Linked DNA regions of Homo sapiens: region 2 is linked to region 1. Evidence: chromatin contacts called from ENCODE Hi-C data. All regions are on one chromosome and are shown on one strand. Each heading gives the region's core, a stretch centred on a gene start or an enhancer-like site at or near the end of the contact. The rest is flanking DNA. Distances are from core to core; before and after follow the strand shown.

Region 1 (6,201 bases), core at 1,110-3,609:
CCTGCCAAACCCCGAGAGGTGGGAGAGAACACTTGCTTTAGCCAGAACAGGTTAGAAGGAAGATGAGGCTGTGCATCTGTCACAGCACAGCACCCGCTTAGAGAGAAAGCCAGCCTGTGTAAGGAGCGCACGCTGGATTCTGGAGGGGCCCTTTCCACATCTGGGCCATCACCACGTGTGTTCTGTCCACCACTGGTCCCAGCTGGTAGCATGGAGAGGGTTCGAATGTCCTAGTTACAGAGGGAAGTGGGCCTGCAAACCCTCAGGCTTCAGACCACCCCTTTCCACTGCAGGGAAACACCACTTTTGCTCATCTCTTTGGCCCTTTTGGTAGCTTATTCCTTGAGGACCATGCTCCTCTCTGCTGGGGATGAGGCTGCCTGCTGGTGGCTCCGTTTGTGTTTTCTGGGCCTTCCAGAGGGGCTGCCTTTATTCTGCAGCCAGCCCTGACCCTTCCCACCTCTCCATGCTTGGGTGAAGAGTGAGGCCCAGGGCAGCTGACTGACAGCACAGCTGTCCTCTGCGTTTTCCTGGACAGAAACCATCGCAGGCCCACCCACCTCCTGACTGCACAGGTCTCCACGGCGCAGACACTTTCGTGATACCATTATAAATACAGCTGGGAAAGGGAGGGAGGGATTTTCTTAGATTTGTGTCCCCAGGGGTCCATCCTGGGGTGTTCTTGCCCCTCTAAGACCTTGGCGGGCCTGGAGGGCCCGCTCCGCCTCTGATGCTGTCCGCCGCTGGCCGCTGTGTGCCTGAGTTTCGGAGCGCCCTCCCGGGCTTTGGACCTGCCCTGCTCCCCAGGGATGCACTCACTCACAGAGCGGCCACTGCACACAGTGCCTCTCTGTCGCCGTCTGAGGTGCCGGCTGTCTTTTTTTTTCTTTTTTTAAATATTTAAAAATGTAAAACTTTAAGTGAGACTCTGTTTCAAAAAAAAAAGTATAGAACTTTAATCATATGCCTGTTTTGAAGAGCAGAGCTTTCAGTGAGAAACAAACTCTGCTGGCCCACCCACCCCCTTTTAACTGCCTCTCAGAGGGGACCACTTTGGAACGTGTATCCACATGGCCCTGCCTGTACAGCCACCTCCTGAGGTTGCCGAGTGAGTGTCAGCTAGCGACCGTCTGGCTGCCCAGCCGCAGTCCGCAGAGCCCCGGCCCAGCCCACGCAGCCCTGGCCGACTCCGCGTTGGGCGCGCACGGCCCTTGGCTGTGAACACGCTGTTTGAGTCGAGCCAAGTGCTGTGCTGCTTCTGCTCCCTGTGCAGGCAGCTGTGTCTCAGCAGCTAGAAGGGCTGTGGGTTCCCAGGTGCTTACTGCCCTGTGGCCAGCCCCAGCGCCCTGGCCCTCCGGACCCTGTGCCTGGCCATGCCTGTTCCTCCCTTCTGCTTCATCCTTGAGAGTCCCCTTGTTTCCTTGGGGTTCAGTCCCATGTTTCCTGGATCCTGTCTTTTGTTTTCTTCACTTATTCCCTTGTTTAAGTGGCTTCTCCCTTCTTACAGAATATACCTTTTTTGAGACCTAGTGTGTCTGAAATGCCTTTTTTTGCCTCTGAGCCTTGGTGGGTGGTTTGGCCTGGCGTTGAGTTCCAGGTGGAAGGTAATTTCCCGGGGGGTTTCGAAGGTGCTGGCCATCTCTTCCCGTTTCTGTGGAGCTCTCAGGGCTGCTGAGCTCTCCTTCCCCGTACTGTGGCTGGGATCTGTGTTTTTCCCCTGGAAACACGGGGAAGGTCTTTCCTTCCCAGTGGTCTGGCTTCTGTGGTGAGGCTGGTGTGCGCCTCCTTCCTCATGTTCACGCTGGCTCCAGCAACTGCTGTCCTTTCTGTCCTCCTAGAATTTCTGTTGATCACCTGTTGTGTTTTCTGGAATGCTCCTTCACATTTTCTCATCTGTTCTTCCAAGTTTCCACTCTCTTTTTCTATACTGTATTCAGGGGGAATGCCTCGGTGCTGTCGTCTGGTCATCCCAGGAATTTTTAATTTGACTGTCGTATTGGATAATCTTTGTGATTTTGAAGAGGGTTTCTTGCTTATTTTGATCAGTTCACTGCTTTGGTGTCTGGGTTGATGCTGGGCCTTCCTCAGGTGGCTGGTGGTCCCTGGCTGTTTGCCCATCTGGTGGAGGGGCTGGTATTGAGCTGCGACATGACGGTGAGATGGGACAGAAGTCCTAACAAAGCTTCCCATTACCAGACACCCAGAAAGGCTGGGGAAGTTGGATAAATGTTCTTTTAAATGAAGAGTTTAGCGTTCTAGAAGATAAGGAAAACCAGCAGGGCTCAGACGTGGAGCTGGACAGCAGCTGAGGGTTGGGACCTTGTGTCCCCGTGGGCTGGCAGGGGCGACTGTTCAGCGCCTGGCTCCGTGCCCCTGATGCTTGTGCCAGAGAGTCCTGTAGCCTCAGGAGGAGAGCTGGGGCTGAGAGCCCCTCAGGACCAGAAAGAGCCCCCCCACCGGCAGAGGGCACAGCGGTGCCTGCAGCCTGTCCTGTGCGTTGGGAGGGAGGAAATGCCCCTCTGAGAATCCACAGGGGCCTGTCGTCCTGGGCTGGGGCTGGGGCTGGTGCCATGCTCCGGAGTGACTTGCATAGCAGGATGGTCACAGCCCTGGGTTTGGCAGAGGTGAACATGGACCCCTGTGGAGGGATGTGTCCTGACCTGGGCTACACAGGAGAGCCACAGACAGAGCCAAGCCAGGGCGGGTGGTGCAGGGCCAAGAGGTAGCCGGGGCTGGGCCTCAGGAGGCCAGGGCGGAGTCCACAGCCCCAGGCCCAGGGCCGGGGTTTGTGCTGAGAGTGCGGGGCGGCCTGCGGCACCCGGCAAAGGCATTTCCCCCACAGGTGGGGGTTCCCAGGGTGCAGGTGCCCGTGTGGTTGTGGCACAGCTTCGCATGCTCTACATTTTGGCTTCAAGTACAGTAAAAGTGTTACCTACAAAAGGAATCAGGAAAACTGTTGTGTGGGGTAAGAACCCTGGTGTTTCTCCTCAGGGAGGGTGGGATTCACTCACACTGTGGGAATCGGTGGCGGCATGCTGAGCTGGGGACGTGGGTCCCTGGAAGGCTCTGGGGGAGGCACTGGTCACCACTGGTCACCACTGGCCACTGGCCAGGCTTTGGAGGAGTGCACGCTGCTCCTTCCCCAGGGAGGCGTCTCGTGGCCACTGCTGGCTCTGCATTGCCCGCCTCAAGCAGTGTGGCCTTGAACCGCTGGGAGAGTGGAGAGTTTCACACTGTTTCAGTTTCAAAACCTACATTTTCACCATAATGAAAAATAGAAAATAGCTTAAATCTTCACCAGAAGGAAATTATAAACACAATTTGGATGAAATAGTATGTAGCCACGGACAGTTACGTTTCTGAAGAATGTTTACTGCCATGGGAAGTGCGCCCGGGGAGCGGGCAGGGAACGGGGGAGCTGGCAGGGAACTCGGGCGGGTGGCCTCCGTGGTCCTTACGGCTTCCAAGTGCACGGTGCACACTGAGTGGCACCTGAGCTGTGCCAGCCAGGAGAGGGGCTTCAGGAGGTTTCCATTGTTCTTGTACTTCTCTGCACTTATTAAACTTTCTGTGAAGAACACTTCTTTCTGTGGTAAGGAAGATATTAGGACAATTGGAAGCCCCAGTGCGGTTCTGTTAGCTGGACCCTGACCCATTGTGGTGGTTGTATGTGCACATTGGCTGGTGTGGGGTTTTGGCTGTGCCATGAAGGAGTCTCCAGGAAGGTGGGGTGGGGCAGAGAGAGGGGCTGTGAGCTGGGGAGGTTGCGGGGGAGGCGGCGGTGGCCACAGTGGCCCGGTCAGGAGGCAGGGTCCCAGGCCCCAGCTTCCTGACCTTAACTGTTAATGACCTTCAGGGCTATGCCCCATCCCGTCACCACCTGGAATTGCCCATCTTGGTTGGACGAGGATGCTGAGGGTCTTTGGGACGGATGTCGTGTTTCTTGTTGCAGGTTTGACTGCTTCCTCCCTGACTCGAGGGCTGGGTGCGTGGAGCCGGTTGTGCCTCTGTATCCGAGAGCCCTGCTCCCTGTCATCCTTGGCTCCTCTCTGCATTCCTCACAAAGACCTGGGTGGGGACACGGCCAGTGTCCCACGTGGCTCTCTCTGGGGAGCTCTCAGACAGAACCCTCCGCCCTGGCCTTGGGGTCCCATCTGTGGGGCGGGGTGGGGGCCACACCTGCCACGTGTACCCTGCTGCAAGTGCAGAGAGAGGAGTAGAGGCAGGAGGGGCGGCTGCCTTTCGTAGGTCAGGTGCCGCCCGTAACCACGGTTGATTACTCTTAAATTAGTTATGTCTTGAGACGGAGTTGCACTTCTTTGCCTTGGCGTGAATAGATGCTGCTGGATTATTTGTCCGTAAACAGAGCTCACAGGACCCAGAACTGTGAGAACCTCTCGGAAACATGGCGTGGATGCAGCCGTTGGTGTTCTGAGTGTCCTCAGATCATCACACAGTGTCTGACTTTGCTTTTTGGTACAGTCAGGCTGTGATACAATAACCAGGGAGGCGGACAAGAAAGTCCCCAGTGACAGCGCCTCTTATGTGCTGTTTGTTGGAAGCAAACCTCAGTTCGGCTTAGGAGACGTGGCCACTCGCGCTTGGTTCACAGATATTTTCAATGCCTCGAGAAGCTACGTTGTACCTGCCTGAAGTCACATGGTCACTTCTTGTGGGACGTTTGATTCCTTCTCCAACTTTCCTGACCACAAGGGACACTGGGCCCGACCACAGGGCACATTTTCACAGTGACCCATGGCTGTTTCCCTACACTTCTGTGATGTCCAGAATGCCACTTTTATTTTGTTAGAATTTTAACCACATTGCTATTTTGTTAATACTTTTTTTTTTGAACGTATTCCTTTAAATATATCTGGATACTTTTTTTTTTCTTTTTTTTTGAGGTGGACTCTTGCTCTGTCGTCCAGGCTGGAGTGCAGTGGTGCAATCTCGGCTCACTGCAACCTCCGCCTCCCAGGTTCAAGCGATTCTGCTTCAGCTTCTGAAGTAGCTGGATTACAGGCATGCACCACCACACCTGGCTAATTTTTTGGATGCAATTTTTTTAAATTATTATTTTAATTTTTTGAGACGGAGTCTCGCTCTGTCGCCTAGACTGGAGTGCAGCGGCACGATCTCAGCTCACTGCAAGCTCTGCCTCCCAGGTTAATGCCATTCTCCTGCCTCAGCCTCCCAAGTAGCTGGGACTACAGGGGCCCGCCACCATGCCTGGCTAATTTTTTTTTTTTTTTGTATTTTTAGTAGAGATGGGGTTTCACCGTGTTAGCCAGGATGGTCTCTATCTCCTGACCTCGTGATCTACCCGCCTTGGCCTCCCAAAGTGCTGGGATTACAGGCGTGAGCCACCGTGCCTGGCCTTGGATGCAATTTTTTAAAGCACAAAGCTCCTGATAATTAAAGTCTCTTCACTCACTATGAGAATGTCAGGTTTGACATTGGGTGTGGAGGCACTGGGACGGACACTGAAGCCTCCTTTGTCCTGTTTCCGTCCCATTCCCATGTGTGCACTTAAGTCTGCGTCCATTATTGGCTTCTCAGAATTCCTTAAAAACATTTTTTTTTTTTGTTTTTAGGAGATGGGGTCTCACTCTGTGGTCCAGGCTGGAGTGTGATGATGCGATGGTAGCCCACTGCAGCTTCCAGCTCCTGGACTCAGATGATCCTCCCACCCTAGCCTCCCAAGTAGCTGGAACTACAGGTGTGCCACCACGCCTGGCTAATTAAAAAAAAATTTTTTTTTTGCAAAGATGGGGTCTCACTATATTGCCCAGTCTGGTCTCGAACCAGCCTCAAGTGATCCCTCCATCTTGGCCTCCTAAAGTGCTGGATTTCAGGTGTGAGCCACCACACTCACCCTGGCTTCTCAGAATTCTTGAGGAGGAGGAGCAAGGTGTCTCCGAATGCAGTGAATGAAGTGTTGGGTTTGAGGACATTGTATTAGCGTACTCTAAAGGGACAGAACTAATAGGAGAGATGAATCTATGAAGGGGAGTTTATTAGGAGAATTGACTCTCAGGATCACAAGGTGAAGTCCCTCAATAGGCTGTGTGCACCTGAGGAGCCCGGAAGCCAGTCTGAGTCCCCAGATCTCAAAAGTAGGGAAGCCGACAGTGCAGCCTTCAGTCTGTGGCCAAAGGCCTGAGAACCCCTGGCAAACCACTGGTGTAAGGCCAGGAGTCT
Region 2 (6,201 bases), core at 1,164-3,663, 480 kb before region 1:
TCATCTGCTCGAGAGCTTCCATCTGGGAAGAGCTGAGGCCCAAGGCCCACTGCTCTGTGGGAGCCCCACCCGGCCCTCCGTTGAGCCCATGGGTCAGGGCAAGGCTGCGCCCCAGAAGCATGAGCTGGCCCCAGCAGACCTGCTCTCCCTGCCACAGAGCCCCAGGAGCTGTCAGGGAGCTGGGCCCTCTCCCTGACCCTCATGTCCCCACCCTCCATGACCCAGCTCCCGAGAGCCGACCCTGCTGGGAGCCTCCTGGCTGGGCCACCCCTAGCAGGCCAGCCCAGGGCACTGCTCCTTCCTGTAATCCCACCCCACACACCAAGACCCACACCCAGGCAGGGGGATGAAATGGGCAGCATAACCGCGGGTGGCCTAGCCCACCACACTCACTTGAGACCCCTGAGCAGCCTGCGGCCACCCAGCCCCACCTCAGGGTCTGAGTCTCGGTGCATCTACGAAGTGGGTCTTTATGAGGCCTCTCTCACACTGCTATGAAGAAATACTCAACTGGGTAATGTATAAAGAAAAGAGGTTTGGTTGACTCACCGTTCCGCCTGGTTGGGAAAGCCCCAGGAAACTTACAATCATGGCGGAAGGCACCTCCTCACAGGGTGACAGGAGAAAGAATGAGCACAGAGCAAAAGGGGGAAAAGCCCTTATGAGACCATCAGATCACATGAGACTCATTCACTGTCTTGAGAACAGCATGGGGGAACCGCCCCCATGATCTCATCACCTCCACGAGGTCCCTCTGCCAACCAACACATGAGGATTACAATTCAGTTACAACTCAAGATGAGATCTGGGTGAGGACACAGAGCCAGACCATATCAGGGTCCATACTCGGGGTGGTGAGGGGCCCATGCCACATGCTGGGAGATCTCAGCCCTGCCGGGCACAAGCTCAACTAACAGGGTCATTGCCAAGTACTCACAGCCATCCTCAGAGCCACAGGCTGCCCCTGGGCCCAAGGTCCCGCTGCCACACAGAGACTATCCTTGACCTCACAGGTGCCCTCATCTCTGCTCACAAACCCTCTGGAGATGTCAACACAGGGCCAGGTGCAGGGCCAGTCTGCTGGGGTCACCTGGAGCCAAAGAGAAGACCCTGGTCCTGGAGCCTGCTGGGGGATCCCCACTACACAGCCAAGCCGCCTGAGATGCCGCCGTCACAGGCCAGCTGCTCAGAAAGCTGGGGCTTCGGGGCTTGCGTGGCATCCACGGCTCCCAACTCACGACAGTACACGCAGACACACGCTCACCCGCACACATGAACACCCACACTAGCAGTACACTCAGACACACACTCACCTGCACACACACTCACACTAGCAGTACACGCAGACACTCTCTCACTCGCACACACGAACACCCACACTAGCAGTACACGCAGACACACACTCACCCGCACACACAAATCCCAACCCACGACAGTACACGCAGACACACGCTCACCCGCACACACAAATCCCAACCCACACTAGCAGTACACACAGACACACGCTCACCCGCACACACGAACACCCACACTAGCAGTACACGCAGACACACACCTGCACACACAAACACCCACACTAGCAGTACACGCAGACACTCTCTCACTCGCACACACGAACACCCACACTAGCAGTACATGTAGACACACACTCACCCGCACACACAAATCCCAACCCACGACAGTACACGCAGACACACGCTCACCCGCACACATGAACACCCACACTAGCAGTACACGCAGACACCCGCTCACACACACACACGAACACCCACACTAGCAGTACACGCAGACACCCACTCACCTGCACACACGAATCCCAACCCACGACAGCAGAGGCAGACACCCTCTCACCTGCACACACAAACACCCACACTAGTGCAGGAGGCCAGGCCTGCACACACCCTCACACGTATGGACATATGTATGACACAAGTTCACAGACACCCTCACACCCACACATACACAGTAAGACATGCCTGCACACACCTTCACACGCATGGACACACACGCTGGCTCACACCCTCACACACATATACAGTAAGACACACAAATACACCCTCACACTCACACATATACACCCCTGCACACGCCCTCACACGCATGGACACACCTTCACATGCACAGACACGCTCACAGAGACACCCTCACAACTACACGTATACAGTAAGACATGCCTGCACACACCCGCACACGCACACAGGCTCACAGACACCCTCACACCCACACATACACAGTAAGACACGCCTGCACACACCCTCACACTCATGGACACACAGACACGCTGGCTCACACCCTCCCCCCGCCCTCCCGCACACCCACGTTGGACACGGCCTCGGACTCCCCCTGGTGGTGAAGCTCCGCACACACCGGGCGTTTTCTCCGGGGACCGACGGGCAGGGGCAGCCCTGGGCCCACGCTCTGGATTCTGACCGCCTGGGGGTTGGGGGACGGTGCGGCTGTGACCCTTCCTGTTCACTCTGAGCTTCACTTGAGTCTGAGCTCCTGACTCCCCCGGGCTCCGGCCCATCACACACACACAGCCGTTGCAGGAATAAGGCTTCTCCCACAGACGCTCAATCACATTGCTGAGTTACGAATGGAGACACCTAAATTTATTTTCCCAAGCACCTTGTGAATGGAGCTGCTGGGGCTCCGGGCTGGTCACGGCATCTGTCCAAAGTGGAGGGGGTGTGCTGGTGTCTTCTACGCCAAGGGGACAACTGTCCAGGTTAAGCGTCGGCCCACATCCCGATTTCGGTTCCTGGCCTGGCTCCCTGATGCGGGACAGAGCTGAGCACGCCCGTGCGGGGCTTACTGAACGCTCCTCTCTAGATCCCCGCACCTTTAACTTGGGGGAATCTATTGTGCACGATCAGTTCTTCCTGTTTCTTCTCTGTCTCTGCGTTTGAACGGGTATAACCCCAGGAAGATGAGACCTCCCTACGCCAGGTTCTCAGAGGCAGCTGCTGCTCAGTTTCTTTGACGTCCTTAAATAAATCTTTCTAAAGGAACCCACCATGGTGGCCACAAGAGGTGAAGCAGCATCACTCTTGACCTGCACAGCGACCGCAAAAATAAACCAGGACCTTCCTGCAGAGGCTCGCCCATCCCAGCCTGCGGCTCCTTGATCCCCAGGACCTGAGCTGGGCGTAGAAAAGCATTAGGGACCCATGGCCCCAAGAAGGCTTCCTGCTTGACAAGGCAGAGACGGAGAGAGGACTGGGATGTGTCCATTGCTCCCACATCGGGGGTCCCTGCCCCATGCCGAGACCAAGGACCCCCCTTCGTTCCTGCCCTGCCCTTCCCCAGGCAGGGGGATGGAATGGGCAGCATAACCGTGGGTGGCCTAGCCCACCACACTCACTTGAGACCCCTGAGCAGCTGCTCTCAGCTCTGGAAGCTGCTGGAAGACCCCAGCCCACCTTCCTGGCACCTTTGCTGCCATAAAGAGATGCCTTCCCTACCTGGAAACTGTTGGTGACTGACTTGTAATGACATCGCAGCTGTCTCTCTCCCTCCCTGTTTCCCCAGCCTCACTTCCCTAACTGCTCTCCTCTGCTGCCCGCTGCATGCCAAGCCCACCTCTCTCAGACTGTCAGGGTCTGGGGAGGGGTCAGCCAAGGTAGGTCCCAGCTGCCCCCACCCTCCAGCGGCCATCCCAATACTGACCCATCCCAACACCGACCCACCCCAACACCCACCCATCCCCAAAACTCACCCACCCATTGCCAACACGGACCAACCCCAACAACCACCCATCCCCAACACTTACCCACCCCAACACCCACCCACCCCAACACGGACCCACCCCAACACCCACCCATCCCAACACCCACCCACCCCAACACCCACCCACCCCAACACCCACCCATCCCAACACCCACCCACCCCAACACCCAACCATCCCAACACCGACCCACCCCAACACCCACCCACCCCAACATAGACCCATCCCAACACCCACTCAATGCAACACTCACCCATCCCCAACACCCACCCATCCCAACACCCACCCACCCCAACACCCATGCACCCCAACACCCACCCATCCCCACCACCCACCCATCCCAACACGGACCCGCCCATCCCCAGCACCCACCCATCCCAACACCCACCCACCCCAACACCCACCCACCCCAACACGCACCCATCCCCAACACGGACCCATCCCAACACCCACCCACCCCAACACCCACCCATCCCCAACACCCAACCATCCAAACACCCACCCATCCCCAACACGCACCCATCCCCAACACAGACCCATCCCAACACCCACCCACCCCAACACCCACCCATCCCAACACCCACCCATCCCCAACATGGACCCATCCCAACACCCACCCACCCCCACACCCACCCATCCCCAACACCCACCCATCCCAACACATACCCACCCCAACACCCACCCACCCCAACACTCTCCCATCCCCAACACCCAGCCATCCCAACACCCACCCACCCCAACACGGACCCACCCCAACAGCCACCCATCCCAACACCCACCCATCCCCAACACGGACCCACCCCAACACCCACCCACCCCAACACTCTCCCATCCCCAACACCCAGCCATCCCAACACCCACCCACCCCAACAAGGACCCACCCCAACAGCCACCCACCCCAACAGCCACCCACCCCAACACCCACCCATCCCCAACACTCTCCCATCCCCAACACCCAGCCATCCCAACACCCACCCACCCCAACACGGACCCATCCCAACAGCCACCCATCCCAACACCCACCCACCCCAACACCCACCCACCCCAACACGGACCCACCCCAACACTCTCCCATCCCCAACACCCAGCCATCCCAACACCCACCCACCCCAACACGGACCCATCCCAACAGCCACCCATCCCAACACCCACCCACCCCAACACCCACCCATCCCCAACACCCACCCACCCCAACACCCACCCACCCCAACACTCTCCCATCCCCAACACCCAGCCATCCCAACACCCACACACGCCAACACGGACCCACCCCAACACCCACCCACCCCAACACCCACCCATCCCCAATACGGACCCACCCCAACACCCACCCACCCCAACACTCTCCCATCCCCAACACCCACCCATCCCAACACCCACCCATCCCCCACACCCACCCCCCCTTCCCCTGCTACACAGGATGTTCCTCCAGAGACCCCAGAACCACCCCCTGGGCTGACACTTTAGGGCTCCACAGACAGAATGACACTGTGGCATCGCCCCCTTTGACGTTTCCGACTTTCTGAACTGTCTCCAGCCAGCGCATCCTCGGAGCTGCTGTGGAGACGAACACGCTCCTCTGGGTATGCGAGGGCAGCTGGGGTCTGTGCTCCGCTCCCGTGGCCCCTCCCCCTGGTGCTTTTCTCCAGAGTGATTTGGTGGCTGTGGCTCTGCGGGAAGTTATGCTTGGGAGACCCGTCCCCAAGTATCAAATACTTCAAGACCTTCCTCCTGGCCCTCCCCTGAGGCCCGGGTCCCTGGGGGCCTGACATTGCAGCCACCTCAGAGGTTGCAGAGACTCAGCAGCAGCTTTGGAGGACACAGCACTGAGCCCCTGGCCCCACAGCAGATCCCAAGGCACCAAAGGCAGCACTCGTGCCAGGTGGGGACAAGTCACACGGACGACCAGGGCCCGAGCCCGCAGCTGCGCCTCCCACAGCCAAGGGTGGCAGACGGTGCAGCCCTGCCCACTGGGGCCTCGCCCTCCGCCAGCCTCCCCGAGGCCGTCCTCTGACCCTCTGACCCGCACACCCCCGAGGTGGCTGCATCAACAATTTCTCCTCGTTTCGTGTGAAATAAATGGTCGTTTGTGTCTAAGCATGCTGGCATTTGCCTGGATTTAATTTGGCAACAAGAAATGAGAGTTTCGGGGCCCATCCATGCTCTGTACACGCTCAGGTGCTGGTGGCCCTGGGAGAGGAGATTCAGTCTGTTTGCAACGAGCTGGAGTCATATTGGGTCGGGGAGGGGGGCTCCTAAAGCCCTGGCGCTGTCTGGGTCCCGAACGCCCGGCGCCTCCTGGAGACCCTCGCAGACCCAGGTCCCAGAGAAGTGCCCCGCGAGCCACCAGGGGCGCGCATCGCCTGTCAGCCCCCACCCCCACCCTGCAACCCTCCAACCCATCCAGGAGGGTCGGGCGTCGCCTGCCGGAACCGCCACCCCCACCCCGCAACCGCCCATCCCTCCCAACCCAC

Evidence for each region. Hi-C counts contacts between places; a loop is a spot of excess contacts on that map. Pooled maps may share reads with other maps.
Region 2: a map of CD4-positive, alpha-beta T cell shows a loop between it and region 1 (4-fold over the local background). The contact joins two enhancer-like sites. A Hi-C loop is called at or near these places in 1 of 168 maps with a recorded cell type or tissue (CD4-positive, alpha-beta T cell) and 8 of 50 pooled maps.

The regions. Positions count from the first base shown.
Region 1 is chr20:62,016,534-62,022,734 of GRCh38, reverse strand. All of the region lies in intron 1 of TAF4 (TATA-box binding protein associated factor 4), which reads left to right. Among named protein-coding and RNA genes, the nearest start is that of MIR3195, 45 kb to the left of the region's middle. RefSeq lists enhancers at 1-314, 315-1,094. Within about 2 kb of position 2,359, at least 8 of the 41 ENCODE cell types and tissues checked have a DNase peak (open chromatin) inside an H3K27ac peak, as active enhancers do.
Region 2 is chr20:62,496,494-62,502,694 of GRCh38, reverse strand. No RefSeq gene overlaps it. Among named protein-coding and RNA genes, the nearest start is that of GATA5, 24 kb to the right of the region's middle. RefSeq lists enhancers at 433-662, 2,128-2,628, 5,604-6,110, 6,111-6,201. Within about 2 kb of position 2,413, at least 5 of the 41 ENCODE cell types and tissues checked have a DNase peak (open chromatin) inside an H3K27ac peak, as active enhancers do.